2 separate regions of the Homo sapiens genome follow, and region 1 is linked to region 2. The links are chromatin loops, found by intact Hi-C in ENCODE. Cell type or tissue: spleen. All regions are shown on one strand. Each heading gives the region's core, and the rest is flanking DNA. Links, peaks and the distances in the headings are about the cores only.

The links. A loop is a pair of places that touch in the nucleus more often than their neighbours do. Peaks named below come from ENCODE experiments on the same cell type or tissue, not always from the same donor. Only the 100,000 strongest peaks of a DNase experiment are listed, where the experiment ranks them.
Region 1: a loop joins it to region 2, with 1.8 times the contacts of the local background. A loop is called at or near these places in 43 of 110 quality-filtered maps.

The regions. Positions count from the first base shown.
Region 1 is chr4:139,109,235-139,120,241 of GRCh38, forward strand. The region is part of intron 4 of ELF2 (E74 like ETS transcription factor 2); the gene reads right to left. It also overlaps the pseudogene PPP1R14BP3. Among named protein-coding and RNA genes, the nearest start is that of ELF2, 62 kb to the right of the region's middle. In spleen, for the core only: no CTCF peak of the experiment used is centred there; no DNase peak of the experiment used is centred there.
Region 2 is chr4:139,161,878-139,172,884 of GRCh38, forward strand. All of the region lies in intron 1 of ELF2 (E74 like ETS transcription factor 2), which reads right to left. Among named protein-coding and RNA genes, the nearest start is that of ELF2, 9.8 kb to the right of the region's middle. RefSeq lists enhancers at 150-767, 1,412-2,044, 2,045-2,676. In spleen, for the core only: a CTCF peak has its summit at 6,159; no DNase peak of the experiment used is centred there; H3K27ac peaks cover 1,271 bases.

The DNA.
Region 1 (11,007 bases), core at 2,137-10,136, 52 kb before region 2:
GGGGTCTGGCCAGTACTCCTAACCCACAGTATTTAACTGTCTGATTTACAAAATTAAAAAATTAAAACCTAGTTGAGAAAAATGCACTACCACGGCATGAGACGAGCAGCATTAAGAAGCAGCAGACTTAATGAGGTAAAAGGCTAAATATAATACAGTTTATTAAATGAGAATTTTAGTCCCTTGGCTATTTATGACTGTGCCAAAGTAGTACTAACAAGCCAGGTGGTCCTGCTCTAAAGGTATAAGGCTGTTCTATAAGACATTTAGTCTTAAGAGATAATCTCTTAAAAGAGATACCTCTTCTTTAGAATCACATTTGCATATTAAAACATCTGAGAAGTCTTCCTGTAAATAAATCTGTTTAATTTTCCTTCACCCAGCATTTTCTAAACTTATTTAATGAAAAACCCATTTTTCACAGCCATAAAAAGGAATGAAATCGTGTCCTTTGTAGCAACATGGAACAGCCGGAGGCTAACGCACAGACAAAAACCCAAATATCACACTTACAAGTGGGAGCTAAATTTTGGGTTCACAAAATACATAAAGATGGGAATAACAGTCACTGGGGATTCCAAAAGGAGGGAGGGAGGAACAGAGGGAGGGAGAAAGGAGCAAGGATATTTTTAAAACTTCCCACGTGTACTGTGTTCACTATCTGGGTGATGGGATCAATAGAAGCCCAAACCTCAGCATCATGCAGTATACTCTCGTAACAAACCTGCACATGTACCCCCTGAATCTAAAATAAAAAGAAACGTTAAAAAATATTTTTGTGTTATAATTAATATTGTATATTAGAAATCGCTTTGAAAAAGAACGCTATTTTTTGATGTAAGCATCTTCTAAGTACTAGCCATATCAACTAATCAGAAAAACTTTTAAGAAATTTACACTCAAAGCTATGTCTGTGCTATTGGTGTAAAAGAAGAAAAAACTACCTAATCACAATAACAAGATTAAGACTCTTAAAGTGGCAAAATAAGATAAAGCTGCTGACCATAGCAGAGCACATGCTCTGGGGTCCTGGTCCTTCCCCCAAAACAATATGATGGGCTTACGTCACATTTTCTTGCCCAGTTCCTGTTGTGACCAAAGACAGACATCTGTAAGGCAGCTATCCAGGGACAAAATGTTTGAGAATGGCCATGGAATAAAACTAACTAAAGATAAAACCTGGGTACTAAAAAAAAACTAATCTTTGTTTCATGAAACACCTTTCTAATCCGGAGACTGAACTGACAACCATATCATAGACAATCATATTTTTTCATGCTTTTACAGAATGAAGTTATTAAAAAACAGCATCTCAGAATTGAAAATTATAAAGAAATCTGGTTTGAACACCTACCTGACACTTGAATTCTCTTTACAATATCCCTAAGTGGCATTCTAGTTCTTGCTTTAAAATCTCCAGTTGTAAAGATACTCACAACCTCTCATTCCATCTTAAACAACTGCACTGCTTAGGAGCTATGATTTGAATCTTTATCTAAATCCCTATAAAAATGAGAACTTGTCACTAATAGGCCAACCTACTCCAAAACAATTGTTGTTAAACTAAAAGATCACTTCTTTTTGGCAATTAAAAAACACACATATCCGGAATCTTCCATACTTCTATTGTAAATATTCCATTATATCATTAATAAACAGGATAGTAATTATCTTAAGGAAGAAGGAAAGGGGAAAATTAAATTCGGGAACATAAGATGTATTTAAATTAACACTGCTGCCAATATTTTATTAATTTTAGTAGTACATACTTATTAGTTGAATTTTTCAGTTTTTTAGAATATTCTAAATATTGTGTATTACATTTTTTAAAAAGAAAAAAAATCCATTATAAAGCCCTTTGATATATATTTAGTTGCAAAGGCTCAAATCATAGCTCTTCTGTATATAATTCTCTTTATGGTATCTACTATGACACCTAAGGCCTAGAACACTGTCGATGATGCCAGTGGAAATAAAAACCAGCAGTTGTTTGTATGCAGCGCTGAAAATACAGATAGAGTTTCAAGATAACTTTTACTTACAAGTTAGTCCTCAAAGACATCAAGACCAAAAGAAATATATTAACTTACGCTGTCTAGTCCAAATGATCAAAATGATATACTTTTTTTTTTTGGAGACAGGGTCTTGCTTGTTTGCCCAGGCTGGAGCAGTGGCGCCATCACAGCTCAATGCAACCTTGAACTCCTGGGACTGCAAGGAGTAGCTGGGACTACAGGTCCATGCCACCATACCAACCTTTTTTTTTTTTTTTTTGTACAGACAAGGTCTCAATATAAAATAATATTCCTATTACACAATTGACTTAAAGGCCACCAGCCTAGATAAATACCTAACAAATTCAACAAATAGGCATGGCATTCAATCAGGACTCGCTGTTTTGAGTCTCGCCCAGGTCCTGGAAAAACCCAAAAGTTTATACAAATGGGCATGGACAATGGATAAGAGACAATGATTCCTCCTCCTGAAACAACACCGTACAAAGCATCTACCTTGTTAACTCCAAAAAGAAAGGCTGGCTGAGCAACTATTTTAATCTCTACTACTTTTAACTTAGTGTAGGCAATGAGCACACCTATACCCCAAATCTGGAGAGGTAGACAACTTAGTGGAAGGTGAAAAAGAACAGTTAGCTAGATATCAGGGAGCTATGAATGAGAAACCAAGGAGTTCAGACTTTAAGTAATTCTTTGACTGTCCTATTCCTTTTTTCATTTACAGCACTTACTATTTTGAAAAAAACTAAATTTGTATTTTTCAAAACTGCTCAAAACTTTTAAAAGGCTCCTCACTGCCCTTTAGACTTATCTGATCCAAGAAACAGATACAAAGCTTTAAAAGCCCTCAGCAATAAGATTTTTTTCTATTTTGCCTCTTACACCTCATTTTAATCCCCTTTCTTTCTCATAATTCATATCTAGCCCTACTGAATCTCTTTCAGCAACTCAGATAGCCTTGTTTTTCTTCCTCCAGACTTTCAACCTTGCTATTCTCTGCCTGAATAATTACTTCAGATGTCACATCCTCAGGAAGGCATTCTCCTGCTGTTTACTCCCATAAACTTTTAATTAATCCTATCATAATTCTCATCACATTTTATCATAATAACATGTTTAATAAATTGTTCATCTTCTACACATAGCTGAAAGCCTGGTGAGGGCAAAGAGAGGGTCTTGTTTACCACAAGATATTCAGCTCTGAGGCTGGGACATTGCAGGTCCTCAGTAAGCACTGACAGATGGCTGAATGGAGGTATGGATTTGCCTAGGGATATGTGTTAAAGCATTCGTATTTGTACATCTAAGAAAATCTTAAAAACTATCTCTACTTGGCAACACTTGTAACCTTGTTTGCTACTCATTTAAAATTCTATATAATCCACAGTTAGCCTTCTCCTCAGTCTGAATTAATAAAACTGTATTATTTAGATACACTGTTGTATAGCAAAAATTTTTTTTTAATTTTTTTAGTATTTATTGATCATTCTTGGGTGTTTCTCGGAGATGTATAGCAAAATTAAAAGTTAACTAGTGTTTCTTTAAAAAGTCTCTCTGAATCACTTGAACCAGGAGGCGGAAGTTTCAGGGAGCCAGAATTGCACCACTGCACTCCAGCCTGAGTGACGGAACAAGACTCCGTATCAAAAAAGATAAATAAAAAAAATTTTTTAAGTCTCTCTGAATACAAAGGAATGAATGGCTACTAGTTTCCAAAGTCAAACAAATATCTTTTAATGATCTATCGTCTAGATATACTTTTCTTTCCTTTTACATAAAACAGATGTTTCTTGGTATACAAACATCATCTAAAATCATTCCTTTTCATCTAGGCAAGGTAGCTCATGCCTATAATCCCAGCACTGTGGGAGGCCAAGGTGGGAGAATTGCTTGAGCCCAGTAGTATGAGACCAGCCTGGGCAACATACTGAGATCTTGTCTCTGCAAATAATAAAAAAGTTAGCTGAGTGTCGTGGCATTTGCCTGTAGTCCCAGCTACTAGGGAGGCTAAGGTGGGAGGAGCACTACAGCCGGGACAGTCAAGGCTCCAGTGAGCCATGATCATACCACTGCACTCCAGCCTGGGTGACAAAGAGAGACCCTGTCTCAAAATAAAATAAAATTGGCTGAGTGCAGTGGCTCACGCCTGTAATCCCAGCACTCTGGGAGGGCGCGGTGGTGGGTGCCTGTAATCCCAACTACTAGGGAGGCTGAGACAGGAGAATCACTTGAATCTGGGAGGCAGAGTTTGCAGTGAGCCAAGATCGTGCCACTGCACTCCAGTCTTGGTGACAGAGACCCTGTCTCAAAAAAAAATTGGCCGAGCGCAATGGCTCATGCCTGTAATCCCAGTACCTTGGGAGACCAAGGAGGACAGATCGAGTCACTTGATGTCAGGAGTTTGAGACCAGCCTGGCCAACATGGTGAAAGCCCGTCTCTACTAAAAATACAAAAATCAGCCAGGCCTGGTGGTGGGCACCTGTAATCCCAGCTACTCAGGATGCTGAGGCAGGAGAATCGCTTGAACCCGGGAGGCAGAGGTTGCAGTGAGCCAAGACTGCGCCACTACACTCCAGCCTGGACAACAGAGAAAGACCATGTCTCAAAAAAAAAAAAAAATTAAAAGTAAATAAAATCATTCCTTTTCATTTCTGCTTTATTAATTGACAGAGTAGGTCTTTGCTTTTGGCCACTATTTTCTCCTTCACATAATTAATAATCTGTAAAACATATATTCAAGTGCACTAAAAATCGTGCTATTTTAACGAGCCCTTAAAGGATCCTGTTTTTAAATGACAGCTTAAAAAGCAGAAGCTTCATTTCATTTTCTTTTTAGATCTCAAAGTTATACTAATTAAGTGATATTCAATTAGGATAACACTCTATTGAAGTAAATATGTCATATTAAAATAGATTTTCTTTTTCTATATACTCCATAATTTGATACCTTATGGTTATTTTGTATAATTTTAAACAATATGGTTATATGATTTTTTTACTTAAATGTCCTCTCTTAAAAGACATCAAAGAATTTAGAGGCCGGGGCATGGTTGCTCACGCCTGTAATCCCAGCACTTTGGGAGGCCAAGGCAGGCAGATCATGAGGTCAGGAGATCGAGACCATTCTGGCCAACATGGTGAAACCCCATCTCTACTAAAAATACAAAAATTAGCCAGGTGTGGTGGTGCGCGCCTGTAATCTCAGTTACTCAGGAGGCTGAGGCAGGAGAATCGCTTGAACCCGGGAGGTTGCAGTGAGCTGAGATCGCGCCACTGCACTCCAGCCTGGCAACAGAGCGAGACTTCAGTCTCACACACACACACACACACACACACACACACACACAATTTAGGAGCATGCTCAGCACTGACATGGATTTTTTTTTTCTTTCTTTTTTTTTTTTTTTTTTGCACCAAAGGCGTATCCTAGCTTTATTAAAGGGCCCGCGCCACGGAGTCAATATAAAAACACAAAAAGTCCCATCAGTTTAATAACAATAAAAAAACCCAAAAGTGGAAAACTGAGGGGGCAGGGGAAGAGACCCCTGGGCCAGGGGCACGAGGAGCCCTGCTCATGGCACCAGGCCTGGCCGCAGGGTCCCCCGGTATTGCTGTTGCTACGAGGTTGGGGGGCAGCGATTGTCCTGTGGGAACCACCGTTCTCCTGGGTCGGGGACCCTCACTTCTTCTGGGGTGTGCTCAGCTTCTGCATGCCCCGGATCTTGTCCAGCAGACCAGAAATGAAGGCCTCTGTGGGTTTGTAACAGTCAACCAGCAGCTCCTTGACCGTGGCAGCCCGGGCATCGTCACTCTCCATGTCCAGGAGCTCATCCACGTCAATCTCCAGTTCTGGGATCTCCTCTTCCTGGCAGTCGTAGAGGCGCGTGAGCTGCTCCAGGATCCACTCCTCTAGGTTGAGGCGCTTCCGTAGCTCCTTGCGGTCATACTTGACGGTGACCTTCCCTTGGCGCCTCACTGGGCCCTCATCGTCCGCGCCGCCCGGGCCCTCTCCTGCGGTCCCGGGGGGGGCTCTGAAAGTAGACGCGTGGTCCTGGGCCGCCACTGCCCGGCCCGGGGGCCGGGGTCGCCAACGCCGCGCCCCCCGCGGTGCCGCTGTCCGCCATGGCGGCCGCCGGGGCCACGTGCGCGCATCGGGCCCCTCCCTGCGCCACCGCCTCCGGGACGCCCCCGGCTGGCTGGGGTTAGCTCGCCGCGGCGAGGGCAGCGGCGGGGGTGCCCGAGGGCAGCTGCAGCATGCGGAGCCCCCGGGCCTGGCCTGGCCGCGCCCCCTGACATGGATTTCTATACCACAACTCACCTCCATTTTTCACAGGCCTCATATTTTAATGTTTAATTCCCAGTAAATGAGAGTTTCAGGAAAGATTCATAATTGCAAATCATATTTCATTAATCCCAAGATACACATTTTTTCACATTTGACATCTCTGAAATCAGTACCTATCTTAAAGTTGATAGTCTCTTAAAAGTTTATATTTGGCAGCATTTTTTCCTTTAGTGGTATAAAAATAATGTTTCTTACCATTGATAGCATCTCAGGCTAAATGGAATAGTTTTTTGTTGTTGTTTTTGTTTTGTTTTGTTTTGTTTTTTGAGACGGAGTCTGTCTGTTGTCCAGGCTGGAGTGCAGTGGCGCCATCTCAGTTCACTGCAACCTCCACCTCCTGGGTTCAAGCGATTCTCTTGCCTCAGCCTCCCCAGTTGCTGGGATTACAGGCGTCCACCACCACGCCTGGCTAATTTCTTGTATTTTTTAGTACAGATGGGGTTTTGCCAAGTTGGCCAGGCTGGTCTTGGACTCCTGACCTCGGCTTCCCAAAGTGCTGGGATTACAGGCTTGAGCCACTATACCTGGCTGATAGTTATTAAAGTATTAAAATCTTTTATCTAATAATACTGTCTGATCTAAATCACAGTACAATTACAATTCAAACAATTCTAGAGTAAAAGCTAAATGAACTTAAGATTCACATTTTACCATTTTAGAAAACTTAGGGCTAGGCTAACCTCAAGAAAATAAATAATTGGGGGAAAAAAACACTTATTAAAAATTTAGGAAAAGATGTAGATTAGAAGCAAAACCAACAGAAATGACAAAAAAAAAAAATGACTTAAAGACGTTCAGTCAATAGTAGCTTCCAAGGAAGTAGAGGCATGAAATAGCCCCAGAGCTTTATCTATAAAAAGAAACAAATATTAAGAATATGGCAAGGGATAATTCAGCAAACTATCTTGGAGGAAAAATATTATCGTATTACTTCTCCTTCCTTAAGGAGGAATCATTGTCACCCTTTAAACAAAAATATGGTAAAGGTAGATGAAATAATTTTAATGAAATATAAAATTACAAACATTCTTAATAAATTAAAAACCAACCTACCAGCATTGTCTTCCTTCTGGCTCAATCTGTTTCACCTTCAGGTAATCCTAGGATAGGGGCTCGTTTTCAGATCCCCAGTTTTTCATGTCGATCTTCTACCTCCCTGTGGCAACAATATTTTCTAATTAAAGGAGTCCTTTTGTGCCACAGGGAGGATTTCTGATGGTATAACAAATACAAAAGTTATGACAGCTCATCATGAAGTCAAATTAGTCCTGAGATTCTTCAAGAAAGAAATTTGGCTCCTTATCTTATTTTTCATGAAGGAAATCTGGTTTTATTTTTTAAACTGCATTTTAAAAACCTAAACTTTCATTTTTATTTTTAAAAAGCACTGCTTTCTCGTTGAATTATATAAAAATTCTCATCATCATCCATCTTTTCAACTAATGTTTAAACACAATTTTGTTGATCACTAAAAATGGTTTAAGTTTTCTTGATAATTAACTAATAAGACTAAATGTTAATGTCTTGATACGTGGTTAAGGAGCAAAGTCCTGTCCCCAGTGGTCAGAAGACAGAAGTAGGAAGCTACCAACCAGACCACTTGACAGCCAATGTTTATTAAAATTAGCAAAGATTAATCAGTCTGCTTGTATTATATAATATTTTACGATTAAAATGCATTTTTTAAAAGACTAAAAGGAAATGTTTTTTTAAAAAGCAACAATCATTGTCTCCTTGTTGGTAAGATTAGGGGTGATGATTTTCAGTTTGCTTATTCTTTGCAATACTTTCCAATTTTTTCCATTAAGCATGTATTGCTTTTAAGAAAAAAATCAGGCCTGTAATCCCAGCACTTTGGGAGGCTGAGGCAGGCAGATCGCATGAGGCCAGGAGTTCGAGATCAGCCTGTACAACAAGGAGAAACCCCGTCTCTATCAAAAACACAAAAATTAGCCACATAGGTGTGGTGAGTGCCTGTAATCCCAGCTACTGAGGAGACTGAGGCACAAGAATTGCTTGAACCCAAGAGGCAGAGGTTGCAGTGCCACTGCACTCTAGCCTAGGCAAGAGAGTGAGCCGGGCACAGTGGCTCACGCCTGTAATCCCAGCACTTTGGGAGGCCGAAGCAGGCAGATCACAAGGTCAAGAGATCAAGACCATCCTGGCCAACCAACATGGTAAAACCCCGTCTCTACTAAAAATACAAAAATTAGCTGGGCATAGTGGCACACACCTGTAGTCCCAGCCACTTGGGAGGCTGAGGCAGGAGAATCACTTGAACCCGGGAGGCGGAGGTTGCAGTGAGCCGAGATCACACCACCGCACTCCAGCCTGGGTGACAGAGTGAGATTCCACCTCAAAAAAAAAAAAAGAAAAATCAAATTATTAGATATAAGCAAGAATGATGGATACCAACTGTGATTTTTAAAATGAGACTTAAGTATGACTTTACATAGATGGTTCTTGATTATACTACAATACTAACTCAGAACTCAATCTGTTTCCATTTGTATTTTCCAGCTAGTTATTATATGTTCAACAGTATATTTAACAAAAGAAAAAAGTATGGTCTCCGTCTTCAAGGTGCTTATACACTCACTGGGAAAACAATAGGAGTATATACAACAAAAATAATATAAGCAATAATAGATAAAAATAATAAAATAATACAAGAAAGTACCTATATCCAGATGGTATAACAGATCAGGTAAGGGGATGTTTATTGTAGACCACAATCATTGTGGAAATCTTCATGTAGTTGGGCCTTAAAAGATGGCTAATACCTACCTGAGCACATTATAGATAGGAGGAAACTGTCTTTGAGCAAACACTCAGAAGCATAAATAGTACAATCCATGCAAAGGTCAACAAGAAAAATAACTAGGAGAATACAGTGTTTCAGCAGATAAGGCAGCCAGATTATGAAGGATTACTTCTGGATGATTCTATGGGTCACTGAATTTGACAGAAGAGTGGCCACCGAAATCTGATAAAGAGCTTCAGTAGAATGATAAATGGAGATGCCAGAGCACAATAATCAAGGAAGGAATGACAAGGAAAAAGTATAAACTGAAGGTATAAAGCATTTGTTTTTTTTTTTTTAAGTGGAAGCAAAAGGAAGGAGAAAACAAGAGACATAAACAAAGTTAAACAAATATTCCATTCTAATGTATAAAAGTCCTGTCTATACTTGAAGTCACAGGGAAGGTGCTAATGAAGTTAAAGAAACTCTGTCACAAGCACTGTGCTTTATGTATTTATTTTATGTAATCTTCACAACCCTGAATTCCTATTTTCTGACAGTGAAACACTCTGAAAAGGTTAAATACTGCCAAGTAAGTGATAAAGGGGAAATTTGAAAATCAGAACTAACTAACCCAAGTCAATATTCTTCCCTTTCCTACTAAAGAGAGCTACTTAAAGGGCAAAAAAACAAAACAAAACAAAACTCAGAAATAGTCGCCCAGGATTTTCTATCATATTTGACTACTCTTTGATTCTTCTCCACTCTTTAAAATGTAAACATTCTCTAAGGTTAATTCCTTAATTCTATGTCCTTTGTTCTCCATCACAGAGAGACAAATATAGAATTTACGTATCTCCTTCCTTGGGAAAAATCTATGAAATACGTTTCCCCTCGGAAATTTATTTCCACGGCTTTAAATGAGGATGATTCCCAAATCAGTTTCTCCCTGACCTTTCTTTACTAAGCTTTAGTTGTACTAGATATCTTCCATTTGCCCCTCCAGATTTATTCTCCACCCTTCTTCACCTTGCTCTCTGTCCCTGGAGACTGACTTCATCAACGGGATTCCTATGGCTTCAGACTGAGTTTGGTCAATGGCGTACCTTAGCAGGATATTATTGGGAAGAGGTATTGCCCTCCAGCTAGCTGTGTCCTTTGATCAAAGGTTTCAGAATCTCCCAAGGTGACTCCCTGTTCAGGGCTCTATTCTTCAGGATTCTGGTCACCCTTCCTTCCCCTTGGCCCATGAGCCAAAGGACAGAAACAGCAATTATTGCTAGGTCTGCAGTACTGCCCTGTCTCTTACGGGTACCTTATATTTGCCTACATGTTTGTAACTAGCCCTTTATTAAAACATTCCTTAAATTATCCTAATTTTAGCATGCCATCTCTTTTGTGATGGGATCTTGACTACACATTTGTGCATCTTTTTTGTTTATCTGATTGTTTGTTTTTGAGATGGAGTTTCTGTTGCCCAGGCTGGAGTGCAGTGGCATGATCTCAGCTCACTGCAACCTCCACCTCCCGGTTCAGGCAATTCTCTTGCCTCAGCCTCCTGAGTAGCTGGGATTACAGGCGTGCACCACCACACCCAGCTAATTTTTGTATTTTTAGTAGAGATGGGGTTTCACCACATTGGGCAGGCTGCTCTCGAACTTCTGACCTTAAGTGATCCGCCTGCCTTGGCCTCCCAAAGTGCTGGGATTACAGGCATGAGCCACTGCACTCGGCCACATTTGTGCATCTTTAAATACCTAAATATTCATCTTTAAAGTTCTGCTTCAACTCAAAATCATCATGACTATTACCAAACTTATCTGCTTCATCAGTCTTGCCTTCCTCAAATCATATGTGCTACCATCACCATGAACAAGCGTCAAAAAGCAGAATATTTTACCTA
Region 2 (11,007 bases), core at 1,448-9,447:
AGGTCAGGAGATCGAGATCATCCTGGCTAACACGGTGAAACCCTAACTCTACTAAAATTACAATAAATTAGCTGGGTGTGGTGGTGGACGCCTGTAGTCCCAGCTACTCAAGAGGCTGAGGCAGGAGAATCGCTTGAACCCGGGAGGCGGAGGTTGCAGTGAGCTGAGATTGCGCCACTGCACTCTAGCTGGGGCGACAGAGCGAGACTCCGTCTCAAAAACAAAATTAGCTGGGCATGGTGGAGCATGCCTGGAATCCTGTGGTGAGCTGAGATCGTGCCATTGCACTCCAGCCTGGGCAATAAGAGCAAAACTCTGTCTCAAAAAAATAATAAAAATTAAAAAAATAACAAATTATGGGCCAGGCACGGTGGCTCACGCCTGAAATCCCAGCACTTTGGGAGGCCGAGGAGGGCAGATCACAAGGTCAGGAGTTCAAGACCAGCCAGTTTGAGACCAGCCTGGCCAACACGGTGAAACCCCGTCTCTACTAAACATACAAAAAATAGCTGGTGTGGTGATGGGTGCCTGTAATCCCAGCTACTCCGGAGGTTGAGGAAGGAGAACTGCTTGAACCCGGGAAGTGGAGGTTGCAGTGAGCCAAAATGGTGCCACTGCATTCCAGCCTGGGCAACAAAGCAAGACTCCGTCTCAGAAATAAATAAATAAATAAATAATGTAAATACAAATGGAATAAATGTTTATAAATGAACTTTTCACATAATTTGAAATATTAAAATTATGTTAAATTAAGTGATAAATACTCATTAAATGTCCAGATCGTTTCCAAATAAGGAAAAATACTGAAACACCAATTGCTGAACATAAATACATTTGTTCTTGCCTTGTTAAATCTTATAGAAAGACTGAATATATTTCAGTCTATTAATACACACAAAATTATGTTACGGAGAATGTTTGTAAAAAATATTTAAAAGTCTAGGCATAGTGGCTCACACCTGCAATCCCAGCACTTTCAAAGGCTGAAACAGGAGGATTACTTAAGGCCAGGAGTCCAAGACCAGCCTGAGCAACACGGCAAGACTCTGTCTCTACAAAAAAAATTTTACACTAGCCAGGCATGGTAGCATGCTCCTGTAATCCCAGCTACTCCAGGGGCTAAGACAGGAGGATCCCTTGACCCCAGAGTTCAAGTTATAGTACGCTATGATCATGCCACTGCACTCTAGGCTGGGCAACAGTGAGAGACCCTAACTCAAAAAATAAAAAAATATATAAAATACTGATATATGATAGTTCAAAATTTCTTGCTTCCTAGGTTTTCATTAAAAATCAAGATTACTAAGTTAGAAATTCTAACTAATGTATATAATTCTGTATATGAAGTGTAACAAAAAACATCATGTGGCTTTGATGAGAAAAATTATGAGAAAAGCATAAGAATGTATTATTCATTGAGAAAAAAGAATAACTGTAAATTCAGAGGTTATTTAAGGTTATTTTGAAAAGTAATATTTAGGAAGGAAATAATATAAAAAGGACTCAGTAAGCAGGAGAGAGAAATATAAAGAAAGTTATAAGGATGTAATTTTGGCAAAGAGGGTTAAAAGGAGAATAACTTTTCACAATGATAAGGAAAAAAGAAAGTAAACTGTGTCCTAAAGTAAAATGACAGGTTATTTAAGAAAGAGAAAGTATAGGACAAAGCTAAAGGACCAAGAATGTTGTGGAAGATCTGATTAAGCTGTGGAAAGTTTGTGAAGGATGAATTTATTAAAGAAATTTTGTGTGTGGGCCAGACACAGAGGCTCATGGCTGTAATCCCAGCACTTTGGGAGGCCGAAGCAGCCAGACCACTTGAGCCCAGGAGTTCAAGACCAGCCTGTTCAACACAATGAAACCCCGTCTCTACAAAAAATACAAAAACTAGCCAGACACACTGGCATGTGCCTGTAGTCTCAGCTACTCAGGAGGCTGAGATGGGAGGATCACTTGAGCCCGCCAAGTTAAGCCTACAGTGAGGTATGATCGCAGTGGAGACAGAATGAGTCCCTCTATCAAAAAAAAAGGAAGTAGGAAGGAAGGAGGGAGGGAGAGACAGAGGGAGGGGTGAGAAAGAGAAAAGAAAGAAAGGAAAGGAAAGGAAAGAAAGAAGGAAAGGAAAGGGGCAAGGGCAAGAGAAAGAGAAAGAGAAGGAAGGGAGGCAGGGGTGAGAGAGAAAGAGTGGGGGTGAGAGAGAAAGAGGGAGGGAGAGAGGGAGAGAGAGAAAGAGGGAGGAAGGGAGAGAGAGAAAGAGAAAGAAGAGAGAGAAAGAAAGAAAGAAGGAAAAGAAAGAAAGAAAGAGAGGGAGATGAAAAGAAAGAGAAAGCGGGGAGGAGGGAGGGAGGGAAAGAGATAGAGAAGGAAGGAAGAAAAGAAGGAAGGGAGGGAGGAAGGAAGGAAGATTTTTTCATACGATTAAGTTGGCTATAAATAAAAGAAAATTAGTTACAAGTCTTTCTAAAAGTTTAGCTTTGGTCAGGCACGGTGGCTCACGCCTGTAGTCCCAGCACTTTGGGAGGCGGAGGCGGGTGGATCACCTGAGGTCAGGAGTTCGAGACCAGCCTGGACAACATGGAGAAACACCATCTCTACTAAAAAATACAAAAATTAGGTGGGCGTGGTGGCATGCACCTGTAGTCCCAGCTACTCTGGAGGCTCAGTCAGGAGAATCACTTGAACCTGGGAAGTAGAGATTGCCGTGAGCCAAGACTATGCCACTGCACTCTAGCCTAGGTGACAGAATGAGACCCTGGCTCAAAACAACAACAAATATCTAAAATTTTGGTCCCCTGTGTTAGAACAAGCTTTTCTTGAAGTCTTGATCTGTTCTTAGTAAAAATTGCAAGAGGTTTTTATGTTTATTTCAGAAATCTGTTTCTTTAAGTTTTTAAACATCTTCTGAACTGCAGCTTTACAGTTTACAGCAGTTCTGTATTGGCTTTTACTGATGTGTCTGAATTGCTCCACTTAACCCAGAATTTCCCATGATTTTACTAAGAGCCATGTATTTCCTGCTCAAGGTACTAGTTTTCCTGTTTACATTTCTCTATAATATGGTGTACGCTCATAACCTTGGACACACACTCTTCCTGTGTCAAGTAATTTTTCATCAGGTCCAACTTCCAGATTATCTAAATGGGTTTCCCATTAGCAGAAGCAATCTCATTGCAGGAAGTTTTCTTTGCCTTTTTGTTAACTGGCCCAAGAAACAAAGACTGCATCTTATGAAGATAATCCCTGTATTTCATGCTGTCTTTATTAGGGTTTTTGGTTACTTAGGAAAACTGGGCTTTAGAAGGGTTAAGGGTTTGGGGTTTTTGTTTGTTTGTTTCCCATCCATGTAACTTTCTGTATTGCTTTTGAAATCTTTTGATTATTACTGTGGTTAAATTAATGACTATTATTTCACAATGACCTATGATTCTGTTTTGATCAGGTGTTTTAAACCTTTTGACATCTTTGGTAAACTTCCCCAGGATCAAGTTCTAAATTAAGTCTTTTGGCTTGGAGCGGTGGCTCATGCCTGTAATCCCAGCACTCTGGGAGGCCGAGGTGGATGGATCACCTGAGGTCAGAGTTCGAGACCAACCTGACCAACATGGAGAAACCCCATCTCTACTTAAAATACAAAATTAGGCCAGGCACAACGGCTCACGCCTGTAATCCCAGCTACCCGGGAGGCTGAGGCAGGAGAACCACTTGAATCCCAGAGGCAGAGGTTACAGTAAGCTGAGATCGCACCACTGCACTCCAGCCTGGGCAACAGAGCAACACTCCGTCTTAAAAAAATAAAAAATAAATAAGTCTTTCTTGACCTCAAACTAACTTTAGGATGTTCCACAAGGCACTGGACCTTCTCAAAGATTTCTGAAACAGAGACACTGAACTAAATCAGGCTTGATATGCTGAATTATATGGAAAGCACTGACAAATAAGTGATTCTAGATCTTCTTGCAGTTACATTTATTGATATGATATTAATATGAATATTCCAAAAGTATATAAAACTCTTAGAAATCTAATATGTCATCAGTCATAATTCTAGTATATATTACATGCCACAAAAATAACTGAATTTCTTTGTCAATTGCTGATTATAATAAACTTCATCAGATTTTTAACCATGGCTATTCTAAATCTTCATCATTCACAGTTTTGATTCTTCTCTAAAAACAGGCTGGGCATGGTGGCTCACGCCTGTAATCCCAGCACTTTGGAAGGCCGAGACGGGCGGATCACCTGAGGTCAGGTGTTCGAGACCAGCCTGGCCAATATGGCTACTAAAAATAAAAAATTTTAGTCTTTAGTCTCTGGTCTTTACTAATTTTAGTCTTTAGTCTCTACTAAAAATACAAAAATTAGCCAAGGTAGTAGTGTGCACCTGTAATCCCAGCTGCTTGGGAAGCTGAGACAGAAGAATCACTTGAACCCAGGAAGTGGAGGTTGCAGTAAGCCGACATCAGGCCACTGTACTCCAGCCTGGGTGACAGAGTCAAACTGTCTCAAAAAATAAATAAGTAAAATTTAAAAATAAATAAAAATAAAAATATCTGCAATCAGGTTCATGGAAAAGATTTGTACGCTTAAATATACATTTCTAATAACTTTAAGCTCAATGGACTAAAAATTTTCCAGAATTCTAATGAAGAAACTGATTAGTTAGAAAAACTGCTAATTAAGATTAAGCAACACAAAATATGAGATTAGGCCGGGCACGGTGGCTCACGCCTGTAATCCCAGTACTTTGGGAGGCCGAGGTGGGCGGATCACAAGGTCAGGAGATCGAGACCATCCTGGCTAACATAGTGAAACCCCATCTCTACTAAAAATACAAAAAATTAGCTGGGCGTGGTGGTGGGCACCTGTAATCCCAGCTACTCAGGAGGCTGAGGCAGGAGAATGGCGTGAACCCAGGAGGCAGAGCTTGCAGTGAGCCGAGATGGTGCCACTGCACTCCAGCCTGGGCGAGAGTGTGAGACTCCGTCTCAAAAAAATAAAATAAAATAAGAGATTAAATAATCAATGATGTTTTTATGACTTTTATTTGAAACACTGTTGGTTCTTTACTTAAATGTTCAGTTTTCCAGATTTAAGAAAATTTTTCTCTTAAAGTATCAATCATTTACAGTAATTTGGTAAGATAATACTTATCTCAACAAAAGTGAAAGCATTTACTTTTTCTCCCTACTTGATCCCTCTGCATTAGATATTGGTTAAGTAAAATTCAGAAACTATTCATGAGTATTCTTATTTTTATGATAATATAGGGTTGTTGGCATAAGTTCATAAAAGTTTGCTCTCTTTATAACAGGATACAATTAGAAACGTTAGTTATATTACCAAGACTTTGACTGGAATATCTTATTTAAGAATGTGCACACAATGTCTGGGTTCAGGTGTTCCCATTCCTACAGTGAGAGAATATAATCTGTCACTTCTTGGCCAGCCCAGGAACCTTAAGGCTGTAGGTGAAATCTAATGTCTCCCTTGGTTTGGCTTCCTAGTCTTGAAGGGTTTATAAATCTGAGATTTCTTTGTGGTCAACAGCTATTCTTGCTGCATTTATGTAAATAATCAGACAAAAAACTAATAAAACTATTTTATAAACAAATTTGTCTTATTCTGATTGGTAGAAACTGGGATGACTATAAAAAGTTATGCTTCTAAAGAAAAACTACTGTATCTATTATTAGACTGTAGCCCTGTACACTGTATTTGAGTTTTTATTATCTACCTGCAAACTGGCCTAGATCCTAAATTCTTCTAGGTTCCTCCAATCCAACTTTCTTCCACAGAATTATTAAAACAGAAATTGCTCTGTTCCTGAAGCCCTATAAGCTGAAACTCGATGAATTTTAAGGGACAAGTCTGGTACTCGAAGTCTGAGCCACACAGAAAAGTTCACCAAACTGCCCAATGCCTTAACCAGAGACATTCAAACTGCAAACCAGGATGAGAAGTCGATGGTTCCGCACTGTAGACAGGTTTTCCCAAGATAATTGAACAAGGGGAGACTCTTACCCCTCTTAAGGCGTAGCTTTTTCACTTGGCAAGATAATGTTGTAACTGAAATTTCACAATCAGTAGCTTCTGCTGGTAACTTGACAGAACTTGACCTAAGAGATCCTTCAGTCCACCTAGTGGGTGACTCTGGCAACATCCCTAAAAAAATTATTCACACTCTGCTTTAATTCAACCCAGTTATGGAATGCCGAATGATAACAATGCTCTGCATTAGCTATTGGTTAAGTAAAGAAATGTCTGTGCTATTACTAATACTACATGATTTACCTGGATAAATTCCTTTGAGGAAGTTGAGACTCATACGCAAAATAAGAAAACAGATCACATGGTTACAACAGGTCTCATCTAGTTCTCCATGGTCACTTGGTTTCTTCAACTGACTGCCTTTAGGTCTAGCTTCATGGCTCAAAACCATTATGTAAACTGGTATTATATTACTATTAATTTTACTTTGTATTTTCCTTTTTAAACTTTGTACATGTTATTTGTTACATTTCTGTAGTAGTACAGAATTATACTGACCCAACAGAATTATACTGGGCTGGCCCTAAACCCTGAGATGATAGCCTACATTTAAGGAACAGACAAAAACTGATCTTAATAATGGATTCCCGGCAGACTTAGCCTGAGAATCACTCCCTCCAAACTTCCCTTGTGTGCTCAAATGTGACTGAAAGGGTCCTGACACTGACTCCTAGTTTGACAAGCACTCCCTCCAACATGGGACCATACCAACAACCCAGGACAGGTCCATCCTGGCACCTAAAGATAATTAAAACCTAACTACAAGATGATTGATCAGTGATGCTTCCAAAGAAAGATCCCTTTTGTTTTATTTGTTTTTTTAGAGACAGGGTCTCACCATGTTGCCCAGGTGGGTCTCAAACTCCTGGGCTCAAGCAATCCTCCTGCCTCTGCCTCCCAAAGCGCCAGGATTACAGGCATGAGCCACTGTGCCTGGGTCCAAAGAAAGATTTTGATCAAAAGGGGGAAAAGTGAAAGTTGTTAGAATTAAAATTGAGTCATTTGTGTTAAAAGCCCTGACAAATGGAGCCAGGGAAGGCCATGAAAGGAGGGTTCTCATGCATGAATACCTGATTAAAAAAAAATAACTATTGCCCGGGCATGGTGGCTCACGCCAGTAATCCCAGCACTTTGGGAGGCCGAGACAGGCAGATCACGCTTGTAATCCCAGCACTTTGGGAGGCCAGGGCAGGCAGATCACTTGAGGTCAGGAGTTTAAGACCAACCTGGCCAAAATGGTGAAACCCCATTCCTACTAAAAATACAAAAATTAGCCAGGCATGGTGGCGCAGGCCTGTAGTCCCAGGTACGTGGAAAGTTGAGGCAGGAGAATCACTTGAACCCGGGAGGCAGAGGTTGCGGCAAGCCGAGATCGCACCACTGCACTCCAACCTGGGCTACAGAGCGGGACTACATTTAAAAAAAAAAAAAAAAAAAACTATCACAAAAAAACTCATAAAGGCCACAACCCTGCACAAAGGCAACTGCAACCTTACACAAAAAAATACTTCTGCAAGGACATCTGCCCAGTAACTTCATGTCCAACCTCAGACTGGCATCACTCTTGTCACTGATCTTTATAGCCAAACATAATTGATTTAAAACAATGATGTAATCTTCCTCATTTTTCCTTTAAAAATCTGTCTTGGCCGGGCGCGGTGGCTCATGCCTGTAATCCCAGCACTTTGGGAGGCCCAGGTGGGAGGATCACGAGGTCAGGAGATCGAGACCATCCTGGCTAACACGGTGAAACCCTGTCTCTACTAAAAATACAAAAAATTAGCTGGGCATGGTGGCGGGCGCCTATAGTCCCAGCTACTCGGGAGGCTGAGGCAGGAGAATGGCGTGAACCCGGGAGGCGGAGCTTGCCATAAACTGAGATCTCGCCACTGCACTCCAGCCTGCGCGACAGAGCGAGACTCTTGTCTTAAAAAAAAAAAAAAAAAAAGCTATGTCTTCCTTTACCTCCCTGAATATGCACATAGTTTACTACGGTATGCATATTCCCATTATAATGCCCATTCCTGAATAAATACTGCTTTCTTTCAGAGGGACTGTCTTTTACTTAGGTTGACAGAACCATCTGTATGTAAAAGATGAATTTAGAACCTTATTTCTCACCATACACAGAAATTAATTCAAAATAGATGATAAAATCTAACTGTTAGAGTTAAAACTATAAAACTTCTAGAAAGCAGAAAAATCTCAAGATCTTGGATTAGGCAGAGTTCTTACATAAGACAACAAAAGTATAATCTATAAAAGAAAAAATTTAGAAACCACACTTCATCAAAATTTAAACTAATTACACTTTAAAAGATCTTAATCGCCTTTTTTTTTTTTTTTTTTTTTTTGAGACAGAGTCTCGCTCTGTTGCCCAGGCTGGAGTGCAGTGGTGCGATCTCGGCTCACTGCAATCTCTGCCTCCCGGGTTCAAGCGATTCTCTGTCTCAGCCTCCTAAGTAGCTGGGGCTACAGGTGCACACCACCACACCCGGCTAATTTTTGTATTTTTAGTAGAGATGGGGTTTCACCATGTTGGCCAGGCTGGTCTCGAATGCCTGACCTCATGATCCACCAGCCTCAGTGTCCCAAAGTGCTGGGATTACAGGTGTGAGCCACCACGCCCAGCCACCAATTTTTTAAGCAATGAAAAGACCAGCAACAGACTGTAAAGAAATATTGGCAGATCATGTATCTACTAAAAAACTTACATCCAGAATATATTTCTAAAAAAAAAAACTTCTTATAACTCAATAAGTCAAACAACCCAATTATATTACATTACATTATATTATATTATATTATATTAATTATATTATATTATATTTTTTTGAGACAGAGCCTTGCTCTGTTGCCCAGGCTGCAGTGCAGTGTTGCAATCTCAGCTCACTGCAACCTCCGCCTCCCAGGTTTATGCAGTTCTCCTACCTCAGCCTTCTGAGTAGCTGAGATTACAGGCATGCGCCACCACCTCCGGCTAATTTTTGTATTTTTAGTAGAGACAGGGTTTTACCATGCTGACCAGGCTGGTCTCGAACTCCTGACCTCAGGTGATCCACCCACCTCAGCCTCCCAAAGTGCTGGGGTTACAGGCATGAGCCACCGCACCCAGCCCAAACAACCCAATTTTAAAAGGAGCAAAAGATCTGAATAGTGATGTCATCAAAAAAGATGGGTCAGACACGGTGGCTCATGCTTGTAATCCCAGCACTTTGGCAGGCCAACGCAGGAGGATTGCTTGAGCCCAGGGGTTCAAGAGTAGCCTGGGCAATGCAGTGAGACCCCCATCGCTACAAAAAATAAAAATAAAAAATTAACCGGGCATGGTGGTATGCACCTGCATTCCCCATTCCCAACTACTCAGGAGGCTGAGGTAGGGGGACTGCTTGAGCCCAGGAGGTCAAGGCTACAGTGAGCTCTGGTCGCACCACTGCACTCCAGCCAGCCCATTTATGCCAAGTGTTCCATTTTTGGAATGCTAAGCTTGTGGGAATTATTAATATCCTACTGCTCAAGGTCATCGCCAAGGTCTGCTTTTTCACAAAAAAAAATTGCAACTTCGGGCATAAATGGGTTAAGAAAAAAGATACATGAAAAGATGCTCAATACTATGAGTCATAAGGAAAATTAAAATTAAAATCACAATGACTCCACTAAACAGTACACAGAGAAAAAAACAAAAAAAAAAACACAACAAATTAACAAAATCAGGCCGGGCATGGTGGCTCACGCCTGTAATCCTAGCACTTTGGGAGGCCAAGGCAGGAGGACTGCCTGAGCTCAGGATTCGAGACCAGCCTGGGCAACATGGTGAAACCCCGTCTCCACTAAAAAGACAAAAAATCAGCTGGGCATAGTTGTGCTCGGCTGTAATCCCAGCTACTCGGGAGGCTGAGGCAGAAGAATTGCTTGAACCCAGGAGAGAGAGGTTGCAGTGAGCTGAGATTGCACTACTGCACTCCAGCCTGGGCGACAGAGTGACTCAAAAACAAACAAATTCATATCCATTAGAACAGCTATAATTAAAAAAGAAATACAATAATAAGTGTTGGCAAAGATGTGAAGAAAACTAGAACTCTCAAACATTGCTGTTAGCAATATAAGACGTTATGGCCACTTTGGGAAAACAGTTTGGCAGTGTCCTAAAAAGCTAAACGTATGATGCTGTAATTCTACTCCTAGATAGCTAACCAAGAGAAACAAAACCATATGTCCACATAAAGACTTGTACTCAAATGTTTGAGTATTATTTAAAGAGTCAACAACTGGAAATAATCGAAACACCTATATATACTGGTCAACAGCTAAAGTGTGTTACAGTAATCTCCCCTTACCTACAGCTTTACTTTGCAGTTTCAGTTACCCACAGTCAAACATGGTCTGAAAATGATAAATGGAAAATTTCAGAAATAATCTACGTTTTAAATTGAGTGCCATTCTGAGCAGCATGATGAAACCTCATACCATGCCCCTCTGCCTCGGCCATGAATCATCCCTTTATCCACCATATTCACGCTGTCTACACTACCTGCTCATTAGTCACTTAGTGGCCATCTCAGCTATCAGATCAACTAGTATCTTAGTGCTAGTAACCCTTATTTTACTTAACAATGGCTCAAACACTCAAGAGTAATGAGGATGACAACTGGATATGCCAAAAAGAAGCTGTAAAATACTTATTTTAAGTGAAAAAGTGAAAGTTCTCAATTTAACAAGAAAAAAACTTTATGCTGTTTGCTAACACCTACAGTAAGAAATCTTCTATGAAATTGTGAATAGCATATTGTTGTAACTATTCTATTGTATTGTTTTTAATCTCTTATTATGTCTGATTAACAAGTTAAACTTTATCCTAGGTATACAGATACAGAAAAAAATAATATATGGTTCAATACTACCTGAGATTTCAGGCATCCACTGGGGGTCTTGGAATGTATCCCACACAGATAACGG